Regions from separate parts of the Homo sapiens genome. Here region 1 is linked to region 2. Evidence: chromatin loops called from intact Hi-C (ENCODE). Cell type or tissue: CD4-positive, alpha-beta T cell. All regions are shown on one strand. Links, peaks and the distances in the headings refer to the core of each region. The heading gives the core; the rest is flanking DNA.

Region 1 (9,436 bases), core at 1,178-6,177, 590 kb after region 2:
TCTCCTTGCCAACCGTCTGTTTTGCCTGTCAACCACCCCTAGATGGCTCCCAAATTGCCCTAAAGTCAAGCTCTAAGCTTGCAGCTGCCAAGCTCAAAGCTCAACTTATATCCTTATTGCTGTGAAAATTCAAACCCAAATTGTGTGATTTGGACAGTTTAGTTACTTTCTCTAAGCCTTGGTTTCTTCATCTTCTTTTTTTGTTTCCTTTTTTGAGATGGAGTCTCGCTCTGACACCCAGGCTGGAGTGCAGTGGCGCTATCTCGGCTCACTGCAACCTCCACCTCCCAGGTTCAAGCGATTCTCTTTCCTCAGTCTCCTGAGTAGCTGAGATCACAGGTGCACATCAACATGCCCGGCTAAATTGTGTATTTTTCGTAGAGACAGGGTTTCTCCATGTTGGCCAAGCTGGTTTCAAACTCCTGGCCTCAAGTGATCCGCCTGCCTCAGCCTCCCAAAGTGCTGGGATTACAGGCATGAGCCACAGCGCCCTGCCAGTTTCTTGATCTTTAAATGGGGATCATCTAATAACACTTTCTCTTTAATAGGGTTATGGGAATAGAATAAAGGAATTCTTGTAAATAAAGCATCTAGAAATCTTCATGGCACACCATAGGGGATCAATACAAGTTGTTGTTGTTATTATTTGAAATTTGACTGCCAGCAACTCCTCTCCAGCCATCCTGGACACTGGCCACATGGAAGTCCTTGCTGTTTCCAGACCCCCTGTGCCTTTCTGGATTTGGGTCTCTGCTCACATTGTCTTTACTCTTGGGATGCCTGCCACTCCTCTCCAGGTGTCTGAATCTTAACAGTCTTAAAGGGCCAAACCTCAAAAGCCAATTTCTTCTAGAAGACTTCCCTGGAAGTCAATTACTCCTTTGACTTCCCACAAATTCACTTCTTTTAAGGCAGGGGCTCTCCAACTTTAGCATTCATCAGATTCACCTGGAGGGCTTGTTAAACCAATGACTCCTTAGCGGATCCTGGAGATCCTAATTCAGTAAGTCCAGGGCAGGACCCCAAAATTTGCATTACTAATGAGTTCCCAGGTGATACTGATCTGCTGGTCCATACTTAAGGAGCTCCGTTTTAGGGCTACTCACTGAACACCTTCCAACTTCTATGGCTGCTTGAATACAAATCTCTTCTCTGAGAAGACTGTAAGTTCTTCCCTAGAAGGGCCAAAATCTACTTTCCCTTATGTCTGGTGGAAGGAGGTGGGCCTTGGGCTGGGCCTTGAAGGCTGGGTGGGATTTGAATCCACTAACAGCAGGCAAGAGCCTGCACATGAGGAGCCCAGGAATGGGAACAGGAACAGAGAGCTGCACGGTTGTGCGAGGGTGACTGGTTAGGATATTAAGGTGCAATGGGAAATGGGGCTAGACAGCTGTGTGCCACATATCCAATATGATATGGGGGTTTTGAGAAGGGGGGTGTGGAACCTTGAAAAGCAGGCAGAGGAGTGCACATTTGATCCCCTAACCTGCAAAGCACAAGGGCTGAACTGCAAGGTCTCATCATGATCGTTCCTTCCATAAGCTGCTGTGGAGTTTGGGCTCTCTTTGCATTTTCAGCAAGGCACACTTCCTAATGTGCAGGACATGTTTCTGTTCTACCTCCAAAAGTCTGTCATTCTTTGAATTACTCTTGCCTATGAAAACGTGGACAGAGGTGAGGCTCAGGCCCCACCAACTGCTCCTGTGCGCCCGAGCCAAACCAGAGCCTTGAGGTAGTTGTGATTGGTGCTTCCTCCCCACAAATTTTGGGCTCTTCCTTCCCTGAAAATCACTTTTCCTGGTTTGGAAGTTGCTTGACCAAGAAGCTAGAAATATCATTGCTTCTAGAAAATGGATTCTCCCCCCATTTTCAGAACATGCTTGGTTTAAGGGGATAATCACAAGATGGAAAGAAGGAAGTGGCCACCTGGAAGCAATAGATCTGGGTTCAATATGAAGCCGGTGGTTTTATTCTGTGGGTTTTCGGCTATGCCTGCCTCCCAGGTGCAGATGAGGTTAAATAATTAATGTATGTGAATGCACTTTGTAAGCTCTAAAGTGCTGCAGGAATATAATTAATTATGTTTATAATTACAGGTAATATAATTATAATTATAATTACTTTGTGGGTGGAAGCAGAATATATATATCTCATGCCTGTTCTATAGTAGGATACCCTTGGTGGATATCCTTGGTTAGATCATCAGTTTGTGTATTTGAGCTTGACTCACTTTCTCTGACTTTATTTTCAACATTGAGACATATAAGACTTTGGCCCAAGGACTTCTGTTTTGTTTTTTTGTTTTTTGTTTTTTTTTTTGTTTTGTTTTGTTTTGGAAAATAGGATAAAAGTGCATAGAGCAAGGCTGGGAAATTCAACACTCCAATAGTAATATTATCTGCCACTTATCTATCATGTAGGTAAAGTTAAGGCAATTTATTAAACTTGCCTATATACAGCAATAATACTTGCAGAGATCCTATAAACACAAAAATATGATATACACATACAGTTTCTATAAGTGATTTATATCTACATGTTACTCAGAGTTCTTTCTAGAAATTCACTAGACCCTACTACATTCTAAAATGATCATGTAATTGCTAAATCAGAAATTTGTTCTATATTTCAGGCAATGCTCATTAATACTAAGCTAAAAATTTAATATGTTATACCATTTTGCTTGTTTAGCAAAACTAATAAGCTTAATAGAAGTGCTGGGTAGTTGTTTATTTCCTTCAACATACTTAGTCTTAAAAAGTGATTGTATTTGGGCCCATGTTCTGGAGCAAGAGTTGAGGTGTATTTGTATCTGAGGGAAACATTTCTGCCTGGAGTCTCCCTCCTTGAGACTGCCAGATTCTGCCCGAGAAGCTAAACGTTGCATTTCTTCAGAGTCTCTGACCTTCTGCCATTGTTCTTATGCACTGTTAATTGTTGTTAATTTCTAACACATCATTAATTATTTGCCATTAAAGATGTGGGAGACGGAAATGCCCTTCACTCATGGGTGGTCACAGGAATTAACCATTAATAATTACAAAATGTGTTACTTTAAATGTGAAAAGTGAATTTGAGCCATTTGCATGAAAGTTGCTGTGTTTCTGTGGCTGAGCTGTGACACACTGGCAGCGTGGGTGGGGATACCATGAGTGATCCCGTCATGGCTGGGGAAGAAGCCATCTCCTCTTGCTTCCTTAATGACTGTCACATTTGGCCTCTGGAGCATGATGTACTTTTCAGAGAAATTTTCTCTTTACAATTTTCTCCTCCTTTGCACAAGAAGCCTGAAGTGGAACAGTTTTCTCTGATGTCACAGCCCCAAATCAGTCACACAATTAGTACTTACCGTGGAGTTCCTGACTCCCACTCCCATTCGGCCCATCAGACCATGCCGAGAGATAAGCGCTGGCAGGTGGAGATGTCCACTCCCACCTCAGGCTTGCAAAGTGATGAAGCCAAAGCCGTTTCGCTGACATTGGGATCTCAGTCTTGAAAAAATAAGTGCCTGGATTGCCATTTAGTATTGAGATTTTAATGTAGTGCCTATCTTTAAAACAAAGGCAGAAAATTCTTCCTACAAGTTTATCAGAGTGCTGAGAATTAAACATTATATTGGCAAAGAAGCATCAGATACGGTCTCTAGGTTTCACCAGTCAGAAGGAACTGTTAGAGTATAGACAAGAGATTTGGGGAAAGTGTATGAAATATTTTGTGAGTGTAGATTTCAACCGTGAAATCGAGACAGCTTAGATTCCATAGCTAAAAGTTAGATTCGTTACAAGGAGACTAGTTTGAACTTAAGGAGTCGATGGTCGTTCTTTCTAGCTGAACCCCTTGTTTTGCTAGTAAGAAAATGGAGATCCGGAGATGATCAAAAGACTTCTTAAGCTGTGAATGTGGGAAATAAGAGAACTGTGTCACTTAAGTGGCTTTTATGGTTTCATATTATGATTCTGTTCTTCATCTGAACTGTGACCTCAAGAACAAGGGCAACCTTTTTTTTCTTCCCCTTTCCCCTCCTCTTTTTGTTCTTCTGTGCTAGACTAATAGAGAGATCAGAGGGGATGATGTTCTGCTTCCTGGAATAGACTGAACTATACCAGGTAGCTTGGGGCATCTAATGACATCATGGATGAAAGGCCAGGTTGGAAGTCGAAACAACAGCCTGCTTTCAAGAAATCACTTAGCCTTCAGGTCCCCCATTCCTTCTCATCTGTAAAATGAGGCACTTAAAGTTTAACTCTTGAGGCTTTAACTCTCAAGACAGTTGGATTCTAAGATCTAAATTCTTCTGTACTGTCTTCTATTATTTTAACCATTTTTTTTTTGCTACACAATAGTCTACAGTCAACATATTTCACATTTTATTTATTCCCTCTTCTATTAATGGATATTTAGGTTGTTGGGAAGCTTTCTTCCACTAAAAGTAATGCTGGAATAAACATTTTTGTACAAAGCTTTTTATGTATATGTGTAAAAATTTTTCCAATGTTTCAATTTTACCAAATGATGCCAAATCAACCTCCAGAGCCAATTTACTAAACTTTGCTTCCTTTATCTCTATGCCCATAAACTACTATGGGGGGTTTGCCACCTTCCCACATCTAAAACTGGTGGACAGGACCCAGGTTCTTATTTTTGGGGACCTAAGCCCACCAACATCTCTGTTCCCATTGCTTCCTTCCAAATATCCCCTTCCATCAATCCTGGGAATCTTTTCTTTGGTAAGAGGTAGAAGGGTAAAGCCTACCTTAAATTCACGTTATTTTTTCCCAAATCTTTTGCCTCTACCTTAAGTCTTTATATCCCTGAGGGGCTCGGCTTTGGAAATATGCAAGTCAGGGAAAGAATTCTTCTCTTTAATACTGTCTTATTCCTTCCTTGAGTTAAATAGCAGAGACATGTCCAGCTTCTTGCATGGGGAAGGAGGAAGGTCAAAAGGGAAAAAAGAAATGAGAAAAAAAAATCAGGTAATATTTAAACATTTTTATTCTTCAACATAATGATTTTTTCAAATTGATTTTATTTAAAATAGTAAAACTGTATGAAATATGAGCTGCCTGGGCAGTCTAGCTCTTGAGGCCATTGTTACTATAACACTCATGATTTCTGCCTTGGATTATGGGTATTTCATTATTTGTGTGTTTTATATTTCCTATAGAAAGGCAATGATCTAGAATTTAGACTAGCTAGATAAACCCCCCAGGCAGGGAGAGGATAAGAATGAATTCTATAAACATTTTGAAAGGAAAGAGTTCGAATGAAGGGAAAGGTAGGGAAGAAAAGCTCATGATTTTGAGGAGTTAAGCCTGGGAAACAAAAGTGCTTATTCCTTTGATAATAAATGGAAGGGGAATGTAGCTTGGGTTGACTGGTGGAAGATGATAGATTTGAACTTGCATGTATAGTGTGTTCATCTCCAAGAGATGTTGATGCCAGGAGATCTTCCTTTCCTTTAAAACTGCAGCCAGGATGGACCAATATTTTTGTTGTGTTTCCACATATCCACAAGGATACACGCCAGCATGTAGTGTTTTTTTTTTTTCAGCCTAAAGGTTGTAGTCATTCTCCTTCAGCCTACTGTGTGGCAGCTTTCTTCTTATTCGGTGCTTTCCATTCTCATCTCAAGTCCTGGACATCTGAGCTGTGCATATGAGTGCGCGCGCGCACACACACACGCGCACACACACGTGTGCACACAGACTAGAGACCCTGATTGCATGCTTTCTCCCCATGGAAAGGCAAACTTCCTTATGAATTCTTAGACTCTGCCTTTTATTAACTTTACCTGTGAGCAACCTTGTATGAGGAACAGCCTTACTACAGAATGTTAATCTCAGAAAAAGTGAATTACTTCATCACCAGGGGAATATACTACTGGAGCTTCCCAGTTGGCATCAGCAGAAGAATGACTCACAACTCTTCCTTTTTATCAGTATTTCTCGCTCCATTCAAGGTTTTGAAAAAATACATTATTCAGTTCCCCTACTTTCATCTCCCACCACATCAAGACTATAGACACCTCGGTGCTGATTGCACTCCTAGTTCTTCCCATCCAGAGGCAAACAAAACAAGGGCATTGCTAACCAGTTTATTTGAAACACTTTCTTCAACAGACGGCTCTGAGTTATCAGTGGTGTCCTGTTTTTAGGACAAAGAATTATTGCTCTGACCTCATAGTTGCTCTTTGCAAGGACTCAGGTTTAAAGGTTATGAAGAGCTATTCAAACTCATATATTTCTACTTCCCTTCTCACTTGTTGTACTGCCTTTCAATGTGCAATGGAATGTCCATTCATAGTCATAGGCCGTTTAAAGTAATATATGCTTCCAAGATTATAAAATGGAAATTTATTCCTTTATTTACCCTTTCAATCAACATTTATTGAGCACCTCAGTATGCTAGGCACATACACAAAAAGGTGCTGAGGGTCAAAGGCATCCTGAGAGATGCCTTCTAGAGCAGAACCCAACAACAAGCAGTTGGTTATAGTGAATCTGAAACAAATTGCCCAGCATTTCTATTGTTTTGTTTTTCTCTACTTTTCTCTCTTATAGACTTGTTTTTCATTTTTCTCTTGTTTTCTCTTTTTTCTGTATTTTTTCTCTTTTTCATCGTTACATGATGCCATATTATTTTCAAAAGGCCAACCTTGTCTTCTTCTGTTTCCCTCACTCATTCCACAGTAGCAATATTTATTAATGGCTAAAAGACAAACAACTACCTTGTCCAATCCAAGGTCACTGTGGTAATTTTAGGCATCTGAGAGTATATCAAAAAGATGGAAAATACATAAACCATTTAATAAGCTATTGGAAAGAGAATATGGGTTTATGACTTAGAAGGGCTGTATTTTCTGAACAAAAGGTTAATTCCTGGATTAGTCGGGATTTGGCTACATTTTGTTGTGGTAATGAACAGTCTCCAAACATCGGTGACTTAATCCAACAAAAGTTTATTCTCACTGATTGTGCATGTCCAACATGGACCTGTGGAGGACTCAGCTCCACTAAGTCATTCAGGAATCTAGGCTATTGGGAACTCTGTCATCTCAACACATGCTTCCAAGATTACTTCTGCAGGGAAGGAGAGAGCTGGAGGGTATTCCATTGACAATCAAATGCTTCGGCTTAGAAGTGAAACATAGTAACTCTTCACAACAGACAAATTACCTGACCTATCCAACTGCAAAGGAGCCCAGCAATGCACCGTTTATATACCTGGAAGGAGAGGGTGCTGGACTCTTTGTGACACTAGTAGTGTCCACCACAACACTCAGGATGATCGAGTTTGAAATGAAGACTATAGAAAACTCCAAATGTCCGGCTGATGTGCTTGAAGGACAAGTGTAGAAGTGGCTGACCTGTGATTTGCAGCAACTGGCCTCTCACAGTGGCTGTTTTGCAAGGGTGTCCTCTGGCTCTACAAACGCCTTGCAACCTCAGGATAATCTTTTCTGTGGTCTCTTGTTCATGAAGGCAGTATTTTAAAATAAACTCATACATGTCCTTTTATCCAATAAAATGTCAATCTTAAATTACTAAGATAATTCATCCCTAAGTTGAAATACTCCTTTTAATTTACTTTTTTAATTAAGGGAGGTGTGTGGTTTGTGAGACTTGGACCATTAGGAAGCTTAAGTGTTCTGAGTCAAGACTGGGAGGCCATCCCTCGCCTGTGACAGTGTGTTGGAGCGAGGCTGCCAGTAAGCCAGAGTGTCAAGGATGACAGCACAGCTCCATATATTGTGGCCACCAACCTGAATACATAGCCAAGTGCATCACCTCCCTCAAACACATTCTTGCAAAGTGAAATTAACTTTATGGGGTGTGCAATAATGTTTTTTGGATGGTTTTACATAATGTCCCTGAAGTTTTTAGACAAGTGACTTTTGAACAGCTATAAACTAGAGTTAGCATACACTTCTGGACTTCCTGGAACTTCAAAACTTGAGGTCGTGGGATCACTCATCTGAGAGTGGGTACATGCTTATCTCTGATCCCTTGATAGGGCCCAGTCTAAAGGAGGAAAAAGCTAACAAAATCAGTCTGACACAGTGATAGTTAAGAACTGAGATTTCAAATCCAGGCCGGTTCTGAGTTTGGATCTTGACTATCCACTTAAGAGCTTGTGTGACCTTGGGCAAGTTATAGAACATCTTTAATCTTTAATTTCCGATAGATGAGAATTAAAATAGTATTTGTCTCATAAGCTTGTGAGAATTAAAGGAAGTGATGATACTTAGCATAGTGCCTGGCTCATGTAGGTGGTCAGAAAACATTAACTGTTACTAGCAGCTGCTTTTGTTAATAGTTCAGGGTAACAAGCATGTAGAGTGTGAGCCACAAGCAAAGCACTGTGCTAGACACAGCAAAGTATGTGTGTATGAGAGAGAGAGAGAATTAGGATGTAAGAGTATAGTGGAGCGAGAAGAAGCAGGATAGAAAAAACACAAAGATAGCTAAACATAGATAACTAAAATGAAACAGGTAACATTTATTTGTGGGCATACTCTGTGAAAGGCACTGCATAGATAGATCTTTACATAATTGATCTCATTTAATGTTCACATGACCCTCTGGGTAGGCATTATTATCTTCATTTTATATTTGAAGAAAATAAGCCTTAGATCAATTAACCTGCAGTGGCTAACACATGGAGCTAGGGAAGTGGAGGGAGTATCGGGCTGTGAGGTTAAGCTTGACTGGAGCACAGGAGAGGACTGGCTGTGTGGTATGTTCCCAGGTGTTCCAGGGAAGCCTCGATTACCAGCACAGGTGGTCATTGCCCATACAGAGTCCAAGACCATCTGTAATTTTGGCCACACAGTCCTTAATGATGTGCTATTTGACGAAGAAATAGGAGACTACCTTGAGGCGGACACCATGTCTTTGAGATACTGAAAGACTAAAAAACACATTCAGGATGTGCTGAAGCACAGCTTCAAATCACGCAGCAAATCTACGACATGCCAGGAAATGGCAGCCAATGGCAAACCAGCCCTGTCTGAGGGCCACTGGTGAAAATGTCATGGTGTTCCATGGTTGACCACTAGATGAAGCCCTGCTGGGCAGGATACCACCACCTGGGGAGGATAATGGTTGAAACCCAAACCAACCCCTCCTCATCCCTGCACCTCCACAACCTAGAGAAGATTTTAGGATGTGTATTCATCTTTCCAACACTATAAGGCTAAGACCACCACCAATAGCATAGATCCCATTCCCACTAATATGCTTTATTATGAGTTCAGAGAAAATATAAAGTATAAGGAAACCTGAAAACTTCCAGGTCCTTCTAGACTTTTGTCCCATTAACACTTTGGGGGAAAAAGCAATCTCCATGTAAAATCTCCATTAAAATAACCTTGTGGGCTTATCTGAAATTAGCACCTTCACAGTTTTTGTTCTGACTGTTGGTTTAGTTTGCCTAC
Region 2 (11,589 bases), core at 3,156-8,155:
TAATCTAACCATAAATGAATACACTGAGGTTCTAATTTTTTAAATCAGTTTCTTAGAAGTGTGGCATGTGTGTCAGACCCCTACAGCCTCATCTCTTCCAGGAAACTGACAAATCAAGTGCCAGAACACCCAAAATAAGAACGAGATCCTGAAAACATGGGACCCACTAAGGTATAATTACCTGTGATGTTTTATGACTAGTCATTCATTTCACACACACACACATACACACACACCTTCTCATATAAACCATTACATGGCCTACAGTACTGTACAGAAGACTTTGCTGAAATACAAGTGACTATCTACCCTGTTCCATAAAACAGAAATACTGTATACCTTCAAGGTCCAAACACAGAGAAAAAGAGAAGGAGAAATGAGGACAGTGTCCGAGAAGAGAGAAATTCGGTTTTCTAAGTTCAGAAGATTAATTTTTACTCCTTCAGAAGATTTTGAAAAGCCGATCTCTACATCGATGTTTCTATTGTATTAGGCATTATTCTATTTAAATAAAACATAAAAGATTCCACATTTAGAACACTGGTAAATCTGATATTAACCAGAAATCCCTTCTACCTGAATTACACAATTTCTCAACTAAGCCTCCATTGCTTGCTACCCAGTCACAATTAAGGATGGGAATGAGAACACAGATAATATTTATTTTCCTAATTAAAAAAAAAGTCAAATGTACATCTTCAGAACTTCATTAAAATTACTTTCAAATTACTATTCCTGAGGTTTTATTTTAGGTACAAAATATTAATGTCAGAAAAATAGAAAAATTATTAATACATTGCAATGAAAAGGAAATAAATAACTTCTCCAAAGGAATGAAACTTACTTTGCTGATATTTTAATATACTGATATAGCACATGTTTTAAAAACATTAACTTAAGTATAGTAATGTCCAATAGATATTAAATCAGGGTACAATACTGGAATAGACTCATAATATATCTGATCCAATTTTTTACTTAGTCTCAGTTTCTTTTTATTTTTGGTTCCAGCATTTAAGTATTACATATTTGTACTCACTGCCCTTTCAAATGTATCAAAATTCAACAGACAAACCAAAAACAGAGCTTTGGCAAAGGCAGTATTGCTTAAAACCAACAAAGAACTCGTTTTACAATTCTGACCATATCTAGAACAAACAGGAATAACACAAATATCCTTTAGAATTCTTTTTAATATTTTTCCAGTTTTACTGAGGTATGATTGAACCAATATGCTTTGTAATTCTTATCAACAAATAACCACATTTAAGACATAGAAAAGCTATCACAAAAATGACTGATCTTTCCCTATCACTTCTTTCCTAATTTATCTCAGAAGCTAATTTTTTAAAATACTATTTATATTCACACAGACCTAAAATCATTCACCTTTCATAATAACCCACACTCCTTGTAAATTACCAGATTTAAATATGAAGCTACTTTCAAAAAACTGAATGGCATGGGAATTGGGTGGTGGGTGGCTTATAGACATTATTTGGATCCTGACACAAATAAACTACCTATAAAAGATGTTTGTGAGACAACTGGAGAATGTGAATATGAACTGGATAACTAAATAAAAATTTTTTGCTATTTTGGATATATAATATTATATAATTGGTTATATTAGGTCCTTATTTTTTAAGACATATAATATATATATACACACACACAAATACATATATTTAGAGGTGACATGACAACATCAGAATTTGAAATATTACCAGGAGACAAAAAGCAGTTATGGCAAAATGTTGATAATGTTTAAACTCAAGGAGGAATCATTATATTTTCATGTGTGTTTAAAATTTTTCATAGAAAGAAAGAATTAAAGGAGGAACAAAAGAAGAAATAAACCAGGGTTACCTTTTCCCAGTCAATTCAATTTGGCCCTTCTTATTGAAGATGAATTTAGAATCATTATATCCCCATCCATTCCATTTCATAACTTCTTGCCTAGTGAGAAGAAAATATATATAAGTGAGACCAATGCTAAACATCTTAAAACTGTACAGTATATCATTGATTATTAACTCACAATCATCTAAAATACCTTATGCCCACAAATATTGTATAAGGTTAAATAAAATTAGCACACATTAAAATGTCCATATACTAATATTTCTGAATATAGAATCACTCTGATGAGCAGCACCTGCTTCACAGAGGGCTACAACCAATAAATTTAATGCATTCAAAGGAAGAAATAAAAAGTTGCAAAAAGGAAGAAGATATGCTTAAAATATAAATGTCTCATTTTGTACATGTTATTGGGTTTACACTGTAGAATGACCTAAAAAGCTTTGCAATTAAAACTAAGGAAACAAAGTTTTACACATGAGAAAAAAATCATAATTATTAACCTTCTGCTACGATTTTTAAAAAAAGACCAATTTACCAAGTAGACTGACTAGTAGTAGACACAATAAAGTAGATTAAAAATCTCAGTGCTGGGTTTACATTCTAAATTCTTCAAATTCCATATAGCTACCAATCTCTACCTTGACCTACATATTGTAACAGTTAATGGCCATACTCACTTTCAATATTTCAAAATAACATGCTATTTTTAATTTCCAAAATACCAATATTTCATAACATGCTATTTTTAATTTGCAAAACACCAATATTTCATAGTTGTAAAAATCCTTATTTATCAAAATCAATGGTTGAATCATTCAATTTTGCACATCATGTAAGAATAGATAGGTCTGGACCTGTACAAAACATAAAAAGCAATCATGCTGAAGTATTGCATCACTTTTTATTACATGTTTTGGCATAGTACCCTAGTTTGATCTTGGCTACTGAAATAAATTGGTGGTGAGTCTTCTTACTACAAATTCAACTATGCAGTTTATGGTGCAAATAACTTAACAAAAACCCTTTTCTATCTTGAAAGTTATTTGCTGCATTAAAATTTCAAAATAAAGATGCACGCATTAGAAAGTGTTCTCTTATTCTCTGTAATTCTCAAGAAAGAAGAAAATAACAACTGACAAGCAAGTTTTTTTATTACAATCATAATTCTTGTTCTAGTTCAAAGGCTTTTCAAACAAATGAACATGAACATAATACAACTAAGCCAGATACAGGTAATTAATTATGAGCTGAAATCTCCATCTATACATAAAATTAAGACAAAGAAACTAGGAATGCTCTGTTTACAACTATGATTTGCTATTAATAAAAGCTACAGTCCCTCTACAAAAACTTCAAAATATCTGAAGAGTATCAATCCAGAGACTGGATTTGTAGATTAGTTATAAACTAACACCAAATATTTTTTCTAATCCCATAACATTCCTACCTCATTGCAGAGAGAGATTTTGGAACGGAGCTTTTGGAAAAATCTCTATGGAGAAACATCACGACTAATGTTACCAGTGACACACACATTTTCTTAAGATTTTACTTTTTTTTTTTTTGGTGCCAAAACTTGGGATTGAACCATAAGATTTTCACATTCTAAAAACAGATTAGGATATTTTCCACTTTGCTTTTTTTCATGATTAAATTATCTTCACTTTTATGAAGTATAATTTACTTAGTATTTTCTTATATTTCAATAATCAGAAGGATAAATGTATATTTTAATACATTAACATCTTTAATGGCTTATAATATGCATAGATTTTATGTGATTGCATTTTATTAGTGAATTTCAACATTTATTATAATTCTGTTCTCTACAAAATAGTAATTTGGTATTACACAAAATAAATGCAAAAATCTCAAGGCAAGGCACAAGGAAATCATTTCAGTACAGAGGTTGAATCTGGCATGTTTATGTAGCTTAACAACGAAAATCATTTTCCTTAAAATTATCCCTAGAATTTAAAAACTTATCCCCAGATGGCCCCAAAGTAAAAAGCTAAACTTGGTCACATGGGTTCATTCTTAGCACTTCATGAGGAAATGAATCAAGATAGCAGGAAAGATCTGCTGTTATACACTATAAAATGAAGGGATTTACATCCTGAAGAGTCTTTGGCCTTAAATTTTCAAGTTGGGTAATATTCTAAAGAACTTCCAAATTTTCAACTGTAGGTACCTTTTTCTCTCTTTTCATCCCAGTCATAAAATTGGGCTTATGAAATGGACTTTACCATATTTATATCAACTTTTGGAGTCTTCTCAGAAGTTGAATGTAGGCATTTGGAATGCATTTATACCCAAAACAGGATTATGCATAAATCATATACAATTAAAATCTAGATTACCCCCAAACCAATCTTCTGATATCTTCAAGTACCCCAGGTGTTAAATAAAAAACAGGTAAATTTCCCAGGCTTCTAGTTTTAAACTTTTATGTACACATATTCTAACCCCATCCCCACCAAATTACTAGTATATACTCTGATAGTTAAATATAACTATATGATTAAATTTTTTAATAACTTCTTATACATAGAAGTATTTTGAACGGTATTACAGCATAACATTTTAAAATTAGAGTAAAACTTTATATAGTCACAGAATTTGAAAACTAAAAAGATCCTCAGAACCCATCCAGTTCAATTGCTCATTTTTCAGATAAAGAAACTGCCCAGAGAAGCATCCCTGGTCACGCAGCTAAGTTAGTTGTGAGTATCCAAAGGCTGACTTCCAGTCTCATAATTCTTCCTCTTCAGAGAGGCAATAATATCTGAAACCCATCTAAGTCAGGCTGTCAGATAACCAGAATATTTGAAAGAACTCATTTTTTGATTTACATCAATACTGTTTCAAGAAACTATTACATGTTACTATAGATTGAGTATCCTTTATCCAAAATGCTTGGGACCAGAAGTGTTTCAGATTTCAGATATTTTTCAGATTCTGGAATATTTACATATACACAATGAGATTTCTTGGGGATGGGACCCAAGTCTAAACATAAAATTTATTTATGTTTCATATACATCTTATCACATAGCCTGAAGGTAATTTTATACAATATTTTTAATGGTTTTGTGCATGAAACAGAGTTTGCATACACTGAACTATCAGGAAGCAAAGGAATCACTATCTCATGACAGTGTTCAAAAAGTTTCCAATGTTGGAACATTGTGGATTTTAGATTTTCAAATTAAGGATGCTCACCCTGTGTTGTAGTAATTCTTCTGCACTTCAGCTGAAGGAAAACATTTAAAAATCAAGGGATATGTTTGTGTCAGAAGCCAAATTCCCTATACTTCCGATAGTGTAATGAATTCTGCCATTCAGAATAACCCCAAAGTACTGCAAGCACTAAAATGAAGAATGATTAAAGAATCATCAACTTTCCATAAGATTCAAATAAAAGAATCCAATTCTCAACTAACCCCAGAGGTCAATTAACCAGTATGATCTCAGACATTCCAATTCTTAGAGCTAACTATACCAAATTTAACATCTTTCAAAAAACAAGACCGGGCCAGGCACAGTGGCTCACACCTGTAATCCTAGCACTTTGGGAGGCCAAGGTGGGCAGATCACAAGGTCAGGAGATCAAGACCATCCTGGCTAATATAGTGAAACCCCATCTCTACTACAAATTAAAAAAAAAAATTAGCTGGGTGTAGTGGCGCATGCCTGTAGTCCCAGGTGCTCAGGAGGCTGAGGCAGGAGAATCGCTTGAACCTGGGAGGCGGAGGTGGCAGTGAGCCGAGATCACACCACTGCACTCCAGGCTGGGTGACAGAACAAGACTCCGTCTCAAAAAAACAAAACAAAACAAAAAAAAACCCTCCTCCTGCCGAAAGAATAGTTGGCTTGATTTTACTGCATAAAAAAATAAATGTTTTACACATTTACACATCTAACCACAGTACCAAACTGAAAAAGCAAGTATTAGCTGGTGTAACAAAAGAAAATGGAGGCATAAAATAGCATCCTATATGCACAAGGTGGCAGTATTCTCCCATGATATGTACATGATGTACATATTCAGCATTTTGCATTTTTCAGGGCTGTTATTATACAATCTTTAGGTGAAATATTTAGATTTAGCCTTACTATTATAAAAACCATAAAGAGTTTCTTTATTCTTAAAATGGGAAATTTTCACTTTGAAGTCTCTGTTTACAGACTGGTTGTCACACTACTATTCCTCTACTAGTAATAAACTGCAAACATCCTGATATATATGCATGGTTTCTACATTGCTATTTCTAATCATAATAGTCATAATATTTTTCACTAGAAAATAAGGAAAAGGAAAAAATGATTTTGGCTACTTTCATTCTGGGTTAACAACTGTAAAAGTTCAGCTATCTAATAACTTTTATAAAAGTTTTTCTGATAAAATTCCAATAATCAAAATTCTAATAAAAGATGCTTCACTCTTCAGATCAATATTTCCTCTTGCCCTGATATAAAACTCACAAAGCTACCTTCATCTGATAATATTGTGATTTCCTAGAGAGAAAAAAAAAAGGACAACTGAAATGGCCAAAAGGATCTACAGTTTTACTTTTCATCATGAATTAGTTTATTGGCTTGTTAATTAACTTTGGTAACTGGTGAGGGCAGTCAGACTATCTAAATGTAATCAACTTGAGGACTCTGATAAGATCATGTTTCTAGATGGGTCAACAAGGTATAATCTGTGTCCTCTAGACAGTGAGCCTTCTTGAACATTATCATGCAACACTTTAAACTTCAACAAGAATTTCAATCTTCCCTCAATATCCCCATTGTAAGTTTCTCAGCTCTAGTTGCCAGAATAAAAATGTGACCCTGTGATATAATAAGTTATTAATCAATGTGATAATTCTTAGCAGTGTGATAATGCAAAGTGGCTTAAATATGAGATTTGAGAACACAGAAAGTTGTTAACAAGAACATGAAGAAAAGGAATCCACATGCATACTGGTAAGCCACTCCACAGAGCAATCATGTAGTAAGCTTTCATAGGTAATGCCAATTCTATGACCCAACTATACAACTCCTGGGTATATATTGCATAGGAAATTCATATACAATTCCATAAGGGAACACATTTGATATATTCCCTGGAGCATTGTTTGTAAGAGTAGCTGGAGGCATCACTAGAGAAGCAGGTAAGTAATGTGGAAAATGCATTCCATGAAATATTAATGCAGCAATCAAAAGCAGTAAGTTGAATAGATATGCATATAGAAACACGATGAAATGTTTAAAACAGTGGTAAACACAAAGGAGAAACAATAAAATCCATAGTAAAACAGCATTTAAGGGAATTAAAAATATACACACTAAATAACACTGCATATTTCACAAAACACAAAATATTATATATAATATATCCAGATATATTATTTATAATGCATTCATCATATATGTATATTATATACATTATACACACACACACACACACACACACGAACCTTCATAGGCACCCATGGGATAGGCAGATGAAATTAGTAATCAGAGATGGAGGAAAATTAGAGGCCTCACACAAATACCATACATTAAAAATGTATGTTACCACAACTCTCTGAACCTGAGGCAAATACGCTGCTCAGCCTTTGAATCTCAGTGCAGTTTCTCTCTGTTCTGAGAAAATAATTCTTTCTTCCATATATACACAGAACTTTCATGATGGTTTATTATAAAATCTATTGGGCTTCTTAGCAATAGCTACAAATTTTTTTGAATGATAGAATTCCATTATGAATTAAACAGCTTCAACTATATGGTAAACCAAATATACATTTAACTACCTACAGTCAACTTTTTATAGTCCACAAGAAACTAGCACTCTAAAAAACTTTTTAAGGCCAAGCACAATGACCTGTAATCCCACCACTTTGGGAGGCCAAGGTGGGAGGATAACTTGAGCCTTGAAGTTCAAAATAAGCCTGAGCAATACAGCGGGACCCCTAATTCTCAAAAATAAAATAAAATAAAAGCCAGGTGTGGTGGTGCAAGCCTGTAATCCCAGCTACTACAAGGCCAAGGCAGAAGGATCCCTTGAGCTCAAGAGTTCAAGGTTGCAGTGAGCCATGATTGCCACTGCACTCCAGCCTGGGTGACAGAGTGAGGTCCTGTCTCAAAAAAAAGAAAAGAAAGAAACCTTTTAAAACTTGAATTCAAGGCTCAAAAACTGCGTCCCAAAGGTCCAATTCCTACTACATTTATCATGAATAAATGAGTGAAAGAAAAAGTAATATACAGGTATAAAGGGGAAAAATTCTAAACAGAGGCACAGGAAAGGGGCGGGGGGCAAGAAGGGCAAATAAGGCAAGACCAGCTTTACCTCACATTGACAGAATACTCTGGGCAGTCACTAATCACTTCAGGTTCTTGGGGTGCCATTCTTTACTCCCACACTTCTCTCACACACTACACCATAATCTACCAATTAGAAACTTGTTACTGTTTGAATGACGCATTTGAAAATGGAAATACACACTATTAGTCATTCATACATTTAGTAGTGTATGTTACAAATATTTTGTGGTAAGGGCAGGTGTGTACCCACATATCCACTCACACAAGCTTGGTACCTGCCATTCTGGAAGCCTGGAAAGAAACAACCATCCTACCCTTTACCCTCAGGTGTTGATCTACGTAATGAGGAAAACAATCCAAATCTGCATCAGGAGGTTGTCATAGCAAAGGACAAAGAGAAAAGGATATATCCTTCACTTGGACTCTTGTGTTCCCTGGACTGTACTTTAAATTTCATGGTTTTTCCCTTCATTGTCCACTTGTAATCTACCCAATATGGCAATTTTGGCAACCAACCCCAGACTGTCTCTACCACCAACTGGGAAAATGCCAATTCACTTTCATTGCTCACTCCATGCTTGTTAGTAATTAAAAAAGGAATTGTATCACAAGCTTATTATACTGACCAATCCATAAGTGACCAAAGCCATTTCTGGTAGAGCCTTGCATTTCTGTAGAAACTACAAAACTGAACACAGACAAAGAAAATACAAATGTCTCCAAAAATCTATATGCCATTTTAGCATTGAAACCAAGCCTAAGTTCCCTTCCCCTGCTGTCCTTTGGGGACAGACCAACAATACCCTTGGCATGACCCTAAAAATACCAAGACTGAAATCCATACCGGCTTAATGTACACAGTATTCTTGTTGTAAACCGTAATTGTTGGGCAACCCCCTTTGGGTTCCCTCCCATTGTATGGGAGCTCCGTTTTCACTCTATTAAATCTTGCAACTGCATACTCTTCTGGTCTGTGTTTGTTATGGCTCCAGCTGTGCTTTCACTTGCCATCCACCACTGTTGTTTGCCGCCATCGCAGACCCGCCGCTGATGCTGACTTCCACCCCTCCAGATCCAGCAGGGTGTCCACTGTGCTCCTGATCCAGCGAGGCACCCATTGCCACTCCCGATCGGGCTAAAGGCTTGCCATTGTTCCTGCACAGCTAAGTGCCCAAGTTCATCCTAATCAAGCTGAACACTAGTCGCTGGGTTCCACGGTTCTGTTCCATGACCCATGGCTTCTAATAGAGCTATAACACTCACCACATGGCCCAAGATTCCATTCCTTGGAATCCGTGAGGCCAAGAACCCCAGGTCAGAGAACAAGAGGCTTGCTGCCATCTTGGAAGTGGCCGCCAACATCTTGGGAGCTCTAGGAGCAAGGACACCCTGGTAACATTTTGGCAACCACGAAGGGACTCTCCAAAGCGGTGAGTAATATTGGACTACTTTCGCTTGCTATCCTTCCTTAGAATCAGAGGAAAATACAGGGTGCTTGTCGGCCAGTTAAAAAAACGATTAGCGTGGCTGCCAGACTTAAGACTCAGATGTGAGGCTATCTGGGAAAAGGCTTTCTAACAACCCCCAAACCTTCTGGGTTGGGAGCATTGATCTGCCTGGAACCAGCTTGCGCTTTCAATTTTCCTGGGGAAGCCAAGGGCCAACTAGAGGCAGAAAGCTGTCGTCCCGAACTCCCAGCATTAGCCGGTTGACATCATGGTACAGCCAGAAGTCTCTACTCAACAGTCACCCATGCGTGCACCCCACCTTTCCTTCTGACCCATACCTCCTGGGTCCTGACCATGACTTTCTTGAAAGTGTAGCCCCAAAATTCTCCTTACCTCTGAATCTACTTCCTCTGATCCCTGCCTCCTAGATACTAATGGTTCAGACTTTCATTTCCTTTCCCACGTATTGGAGCAAGTTGTATCTCCAAAGGGATCTAATGAAGCTCTATGCTGTGTCCTTAGGCATCTAGGCTATCAACCCAGTGAGTCTTGTCCCTCGTGTCCCTCCCAATTTAGCCACACAGCTCTCGACCGTTATGTGGGACCTGTTCCCCACCAACTTGCCAGGGCCCCAAGTTTGTAAATGGCTAGGAGGACTGCTCTCCCATTGTGTAAGATGCTCTCCTCCCCCGATTTCTACCCAGCTTATCCCTCTGCAATACAATCTCCAAGCCTTGGCTCCTTGGCCAGGGCCTTAGAACTGATGACCCAGTACTATGGGTCTACAACAACATAATAGAACAGGATAAAAGCAAATTGAGTAAGTCAAGGAGAGGAAAGACAGACAGAGAGAGAGAGACAAATTAAAATAGACCTAGGTAAATTATCAGATAACCCTGATGGCTATATTGATGTTTTACAAGGGTTAGGACAATCCTTTGATCTGACATGGAAAAATATAATGTTACTGCTAGATCAGACACTAACCCCAAATGAGAAAAGTGCTGCCATAACTGCAACCTGAGAGTTTGGCGATCTCTGGTATCTCAGTCAGGTCAATGATAGGATGACAACAGAGGAAAGAACAATTCCCCACAGGCCAGCAGGCAGTTCCCAGTGTAGACCCTCACTGGGATGCAGAATCAGAACATGGAGATTGGTGCTGCAGACATTTACTAACTTGCGTGCTAGAAGGACTAAGGAAAACTAGGAAGAAGCCTATAAATTATTCAGTGTTGTCCACTATAACACAGGGAAAGAAAGAAAATCCTACCACGTTTCTGGAGAGACTAAGGGAGGCACTGAGGAAGCATAGCTCTCTGTCAACTGACTCTATTGAAGGCCAACTAATCTTAAAGGGTAAGTTTATTATTCAGTCAGTTGCAGACATTAGAAAAAATTCAAAAGTCCGCCTTAGGCCTGCAGCAAAACTTAGAAACCCTACTGAACTTGGCAACCTCAGTTTTTTTATAATAGAGATCAGAAAGAGCAGGCAGAAAGGGACAAACAAGTTAAGAAAAAGGTCACCGCTTTAGTCATGGCCCTCAGGTAAGCGGACTTTGAGGCTCTGGAACACCGAAAGGCTGGGCAAGTTGAATGCCTAATAGGGCTTGCTTCCAGTGCGGCCTACAAGGACACTTTAAAAAAGATTGTCCGAATAGAAATAAGCTACCCCCTCGTCCATGCCCCTTATGTCAAGGGAATCACTGGAAGGCCCACTGCCCCAGGGGATGAAGGATCTCTGAGTCAGAAGCCACTAACCAGATGATCCAGCAGCAGGACTGAGGGTGCCTGGGGTAAGCGCCAGCCCATGCCGTCACCCTCACAGAGCCCCGGGTATGCTTGACCATTGAGGGCCAGGAGGTTAACTGTCTCCTGGACACTGGTGTGGCCTTCTCAGTCTTACTCTCCCTGTCCCGGACAACTGTCCTCCAGATCTGTCATTATCTGAGGGGTCCTA

Evidence for each region. Peaks named below come from ENCODE experiments on the same cell type or tissue, not always from the same donor. Only the 100,000 strongest peaks of a DNase experiment are listed, where the experiment ranks them.
Region 1: a loop joins it to region 2, with 4 times the contacts of the local background. A loop is called at or near these places in 1 of 110 quality-filtered maps.

What each region holds. Positions count from the first base shown.
Region 1 is chr2:176,821,157-176,830,592 of GRCh38, reverse strand. No RefSeq gene overlaps it. Among named protein-coding and RNA genes, the nearest start is that of LINC01117, 190 kb to the right of the region's middle. In CD4-positive, alpha-beta T cell, for the core only: no CTCF peak of the experiment used is centred there; a DNase peak (open chromatin) is centred at 4,042.
Region 2 is chr2:177,410,639-177,422,227 of GRCh38, reverse strand. It overlaps AGPS (alkylglycerone phosphate synthase), which reads right to left. Exons shown (of 20, transcript NM_003659.4): 2 at 1,870-1,959. Among named protein-coding and RNA genes, the nearest start is that of AGPS, 24 kb to the right of the region's middle. RefSeq lists a silencer at 11,029-11,194. In CD4-positive, alpha-beta T cell, for the core only: a CTCF peak has its summit at 5,877 (motif pointing right); a DNase peak (open chromatin) is centred at 5,877.